Regions from separate parts of the Homo sapiens genome. Here region 2 is linked to region 1. A link is an interaction called in ENCODE POLR2A ChIA-PET data of the cell type or tissue named here. Cell type or tissue: Panc1. All regions are shown on one strand. Links, peaks and the distances in the headings refer to the core of each region. The heading gives the core; the rest is flanking DNA. Region 1 has its middle 7.1 kb from the start of PTCRA. Region 2 overlaps PTK7 (protein tyrosine kinase 7 (inactive)).

Region 1 (2,807 bases), core at 41-2,540:
ACCACACCCGGCTAATTTTTGTATTTTTAGTAGAGACAGGGTTTCACCATGTTGGTCAGGCTGGTCTCGAACTCCTGACCACGTGATCCGCCCACCTCGACCTCCCAAAGTGCTGGGATTACAGGTGTTAGGCACCAGGCCCGACCTATTGGTCTCTGCTTTATGCCAGGAATTGGGGCTGGGGATAATCAGACAAAAAGAGATGCTCTCAGCAGTCAAGAGGGAAGAGACAGGTAGGGGACCTGGAGTGTTAACAGATACTGTGCCTAAGCAACACACTACACGCACGCACACACACACACACACACACACGCCCACACACCCAAGCATAAGTGCAGAGTTAGAGGGCGGGGTCCTGGGGGAGGGGCTCTTTCTTGTAGAGTGGGTGGGAATCAGAACAAGTGCTTTAGAAGTTTATACTTGGGGGCCGGGCGCGGTGGCTTACGTCTGTAATCCTAGCACTTTGGGAGGTGGGCTGATCACAAGGTCAGGAGATCGAGACCATCCTGGCTAAAACGGTGAAACGCCATTTCTACTAAAAATATAAAAAATTAGCCGGGCGTGGTGGCACACACCTACCCAGCTACTCAGGAGGCTGAGGCAGGAGAATCGCTTGACCCCACGAGGCGGAGGTTGCAGTAAGCCGAGCTCACACCACTGCACTCCAGCCTGGGCGACAGAACGAGACTCTGTCCCCCCCCAAAAAATTTATACTTGAGGCTTGACGCAGTGGCTAATGCCTGTAATCCCAGCACTTTGGACTTTGGGAGGTTAAGGTGGGAGGTGAGGCGGGTGCGGTGGCTCACACCTGTAATCCCAGCACTTTGGGAGGCCGAGGCGGGCGGATCACAAGGTCAGGAGATCGGGACCATGGTGAAACCCTGTCTCTACTAAAAATCCAAAAAAAATTAGCTGGGCACGGTGGCGGGCGCCTGTAGTCCCAGCTACTCAGGAGGCTGAGGCAGGAGAATGGCGTGAACCCGGGAGGCGAAGCTTGCAGTGAGCCGAGATCGCGCCACTGCACTCCAGCCTGGGCGACAGAGAGAGACTCCGTCTCAAAAAAAAAAAAAAAAAGGTGGGAGGTGAAGGATTGGTTGAACTCAAGACTTCCAGACCAGCTTGGGCAACATAGCAAGACCTCTCTCTACAAAAAAATTCTTCTAGTGGTTATAGACGTTAGATGTAATAGTGAGGAGGCCTCTGCCACCCCTCCCTCTTGGTGGTATATATGACTGTGGTTTTGATTTAAAAAATATACTGCATCGGCCGGTCATGGTGGCTCACACCTGTAATCCCAGCACTTTGGGAGGCCGAGGTGGGCAGATCACAAAGTCAGGAGTTCGAGACCAGCCTGGCCAATATGGTGAAACCCTGTCTCTACTAAAAATACAAAAAAAATATATAAATAATTAGCTGGGCGTGGTGGCGGGGTGCCTGTAGTCCCAGCTACTCGGGAGGCTGAGGCAGGAGAATCGCTTGAATCCGGGAGGCGGAGGTCACATTGAGCTGAGATAGCGCCACTGCACTCCAGCCTGGGCGACAGAGCAAGACTCCATCTCAAAAACAAAAAACAAAACACCCTGCATCCTGTAGGGTAGCACCCTACCCTGCCAGAGGTAGTGTCCCAGCTGTGCTCTAATAGAGGCCAATCTACCATTCTATCCAGCCAGCTGCTTCTGGTCCATGGGGTACATGGTAAGGCCAGTGAATTCATTGAGTGTGAGCTCATTTGTACATTTCCTTGGCTGTAACATGTATTGCCCTGGTTGGAGGCTATATTATGTTGAATGCCATGCTGATGGATATGGCATTCAGTAAGTCCATGAGTGGTGGTGCTGATGGAAGCACTGTAGGTAGAGACAGCAAATTCATACATGAAATATGTGCCTATCCTCATGAAGATAAAATACAGCCCCTTCGTGATGGGAGGACCCAGTCAAACCAATCTACAATGAGGTGAGAATGATGCCCAATCAGGGACTCAGCACTAGGCTGTGAGGAGGTCGACGCTCAGCACTGGCCACAGCCAGATCAGCCTCAGAGAGGAGAAGACTCTGTTACTGAGCCCAGACATAGCTTCCATCCCTGTCACCATGGCCACTTTATATCTTTGCACAAGCCCTGGGGGCAGCTGGGAAAGCAGCTGACCATCGTCCACAGGACTGTCATCTTGTCCACCTGGTGATGATTTAGTCCCTTTGCCTTGTTGTGGGCTATTATATCCACCTTGCCTTTGTTAAGTAAGCATCACCATTTGGCCTTTGTACCACCAAGATGCTATTATTCTCATTGAGATCAGGGAATCCAGTTCCACTGATCCATCCAGCACACCCCACTAGCTCTCTAGTCAAGACAGGACAGTCATCAGAGCAAGTCAAGGATGCTGGTGGCCCTCACGAACGCATTTCTTAATGCTTTCATAAAGGGAGTGTTTTCCAGACCCTCCTAAAATATGTGGCAGCAGTGGCTAAGAAGGTGCGCATCATAGATCCAGTCCAGCATTCCCGTCTCCCGGGGACTTCTGATTCCTTCTTCTACAGAATGCCAGGGAAGTTCTGGCATTTCATGCTTATTAACTGTAGGCTACTACTTAATCCAGACTTTAATTAGCCAATCTAGCCAACTATTAATTCTCCTCCCAGGTGCTCAGGCCAACACAGTAAATCCCAAATCCTGGATAAGGATCCACGGCAACGAGTTTGGACAAACCAAGGCTTCCATCCCCCCACCTTGGTCTAGCTCCCTCAGCACACACTCCCACACATGCTCCTGCAGCTTCTGCCAAGACAAGCTGGCCAGGCCTGTAA
Region 2 (2,807 bases), core at 147-2,646, 200 kb before region 1:
GAGGAGGTAAGAAATCAACACGCAGAGACACAGACAGAGAGACACTCCCAAGTAGTCCCAGCTACTTGGGATGCTGAGGCAAGAGAATCACTTGAACCTGGGAGGCGGAGGTTGCAGTGAGCCAAGATCACGCCACTGCACCCCAGCCTGGGTGACAGAGGGAGACTACGTCTCTAAATAAATAAATAAATAAATAAATAAATAAATAAATAAATAAAACTGGCTAGCAGCAACACCTGCTCTCTATCCTGCAGAGCCTCTACAAGGATGAAATGCCTCTGGAAAGTTTACAAAACATGTAACTGTAAGGTGCTGGCATACAGTGTAGATGCAGGGTGGAGATGAGGTTAAAAGTTCAGAGACTGGAGTCAGACTACCTGTATTCAAATACACTCCCTCACTTACCAAGAGTATGACCTTGGACAAGCTGTTTATCCTTTCCATGCCTTCATTTTTGTATCTATAAAATGGTGCTAATAGGCCAGGTGCAGTGGCTCACGCCTGTAATCCCAGCACTTTGGGAGGCCAAGGTGGGAGGACTGCTTGAGCTCAGGGGTTCAAGACCAGCCTGGGCAACACAGTAAGACCTCATCTCTACTAAATATTAAAAAAAAAAAAAAAAAGAATTAGCTGGGCATGGTGGTATGCACCTGTGGTCCCAGCTACTCAGGAGACTGAGGTGGGAGGATCACTTGAGACCAGGAGATCAGGTTGAGGCTGCAGTGAGCAATGATCGTGCCACTGCATCCCAGCCTGTGTGACAGAGTGAGACCTGTCTCAAAATAAATAAAATAAAAGATGCAAGTAACAGTACTGGCCTCATAGGCTTGTTGCAAAAAGAAAATTCACATGGTAACAGAGGTAGCAGTGTGAAACAGTGCCTGGCACATAGGAAGTATTATGTGAGTTTGGACTCTTAGCCATTATTTATTGTCATCATTATATTCAGGATTTTTTCATTTTTTAGAACCTGCACTCCATCACAACCATCCCTAAGCCAGCACTGGCCTTTGTCAGCATTCCTCTACACAGACCATTTGGAGATGCTAAGTGCCTGCTTGATTTCCCTCATCCAATCTCTGCTGTAGTGGTTCTCTCTGAACAGACACCCTGAGGTCTGAAGCTCTGTCCCTCAGCTGCCTGATGCTCCACCTGATCACTAAATACAGGTACGTGGGACTCCACAGTTCAAGAGGTGCCACCCTGTGCTGGTGAAGTTCAGAGGGGTAGCTACTGATTGCTGGCAGCTTTGCATTCTGTCTACCTTGGGCACCTCCAGACAATGCTCTGCTTGCATTCCTAATAGGGGTGCAGATTAGCAGTTGCTTATAGTTTCATTTACTTCCCCCAGAAGCTGTTCAAAACAGAAGTACCTTCAGCATGAACCAAAATCAGAGTGAGCCTATCTGGGTGAAAATGGACCCAGTCATCTTGGTATGAAGCAGGCCTCTGGCCTCAAGGAACACAAACAGTTATTAGGTGAAGAGAACACAGTAATGTTCATGCACCAATGAATGCCTAGAGATCACTATTAGACTTCAGCTTTCCGATCCTAGGAGGCCCCGCCAACAGAGGCCTGGAAAGTCTATGCTATCTAAAGGAGAATGCCTGACTACGTAAGATACAAGGTAGAAATGACCGTCAGCAGCAATGACAAGTCAGACAAATGACTTTAAGTAAATGACAGAAGAGGGGTTGCTGGCCTTGATATATGAAAAGTAACAAATCATTCATAAAAACTGTTAAAATTCGGCCAGGCACAGTGGGTCAAACCTGTAATCCCAGCACTTTGGGAGGCCGAGGCGGGTGGATCACCTGAGGACAGGAGCTCAAAACCAGCCTAACATGGTGAAACCCTGTCTCTAATAAAAATACAAAAAAATTAGCCAGGCAAGGTGGCACATGCCTGTAATCCCAGCTACTTGGGAGGCTGAGGCAAGAGAATCGCTTGAACCCAGAGGCGGAGGTTGCAGTGAGCCAAGATTGCGCCACTGTACTCCAGCCTGGGCACTAAGAGCAAAATTCCATCTCAAAAACAAAAACAAAAACAAAACAGCAACAACAACAACAAAAAAAAAACCTGCTAAAATTCTAATAGAAACATGGTCAAGACAATATGAAGAGTTCTCAAAACAAACATAAATGATTAATAAATATAGGAAAATACTCCAGGCCAGGCATGGTGGCTTACACCTGTAATCCCAGCACTTTGGAAAGCTGAGGCAGGCAGATCACGAGGTCAAGAGTTCGAGACCAGCCTGGCCAGCATGTATTTTGTATTCTAAACATACAAAAAATTAGCTGGGCATGGTGTTGCGCGCCTGTAATCCCAGCTACTCAGGAGACTGAGGCAGGAGAATCACTGGAACCTAGGAGACGGAGGTTGCTGTGAGCCAAAATCACGCCACTGCACTCTAGCCTGGGCGATACAGCGAGACTCTGTCTCAAAAAAAAAAAAAAAAAGGCCGGGCATGGTGGCTCACGCCTGTAATCTCAGCACTTTGGGAGGCCGAGGCAGGTGGATCACGAGGTCAGGAAATCGAGATCATCCTGACTAACACGGTGAAACCCCGTCTCTACTAATAATACAAAAAATTAGCCGGGCGTGGTCGTGGGCACCTGTAGTCCCAGCTACTCGGGAGGCTAAGCCAGGAGAATGGTGTGAACCCGGGAGGCAGAGTTTGCAGTGAGCTGAGATCACGCCACTGCACTCCTGCCTGGGTGACAGAGCAAGACTCTGTCTCAAAAAAAAAAAAAAAGAAAATACTCCAATGCACTAGTAATCTAAGAAATGTAAATTAGAACGA

What was found. Peaks named below come from ENCODE experiments on the same cell type or tissue, not always from the same donor. Only the 100,000 strongest peaks of a DNase experiment are listed, where the experiment ranks them.
Region 2: POLR2A ChIA-PET joins it to region 1 with 6 read pairs; 6 of 35 experiments call an interaction of 5 or more read pairs at or near these places.

Annotation. Positions count from the first base shown.
Region 1 is chr6:42,907,542-42,910,348 of GRCh38, reverse strand. No RefSeq gene overlaps it. Among named protein-coding and RNA genes, the nearest start is that of PTCRA, 7.1 kb to the left of the region's middle. In Panc1, for the core only: no CTCF peak of the experiment used is centred there; no DNase peak of the experiment used is centred there.
Region 2 is chr6:43,109,654-43,112,460 of GRCh38, reverse strand. The region is part of intron 1 of PTK7 (protein tyrosine kinase 7 (inactive)); the gene reads right to left. Among named protein-coding and RNA genes, the nearest start is that of PTK7, 35 kb to the right of the region's middle. In Panc1, for the core only: no CTCF peak of the experiment used is centred there; no DNase peak of the experiment used is centred there; H3K27ac peaks cover 623 bases.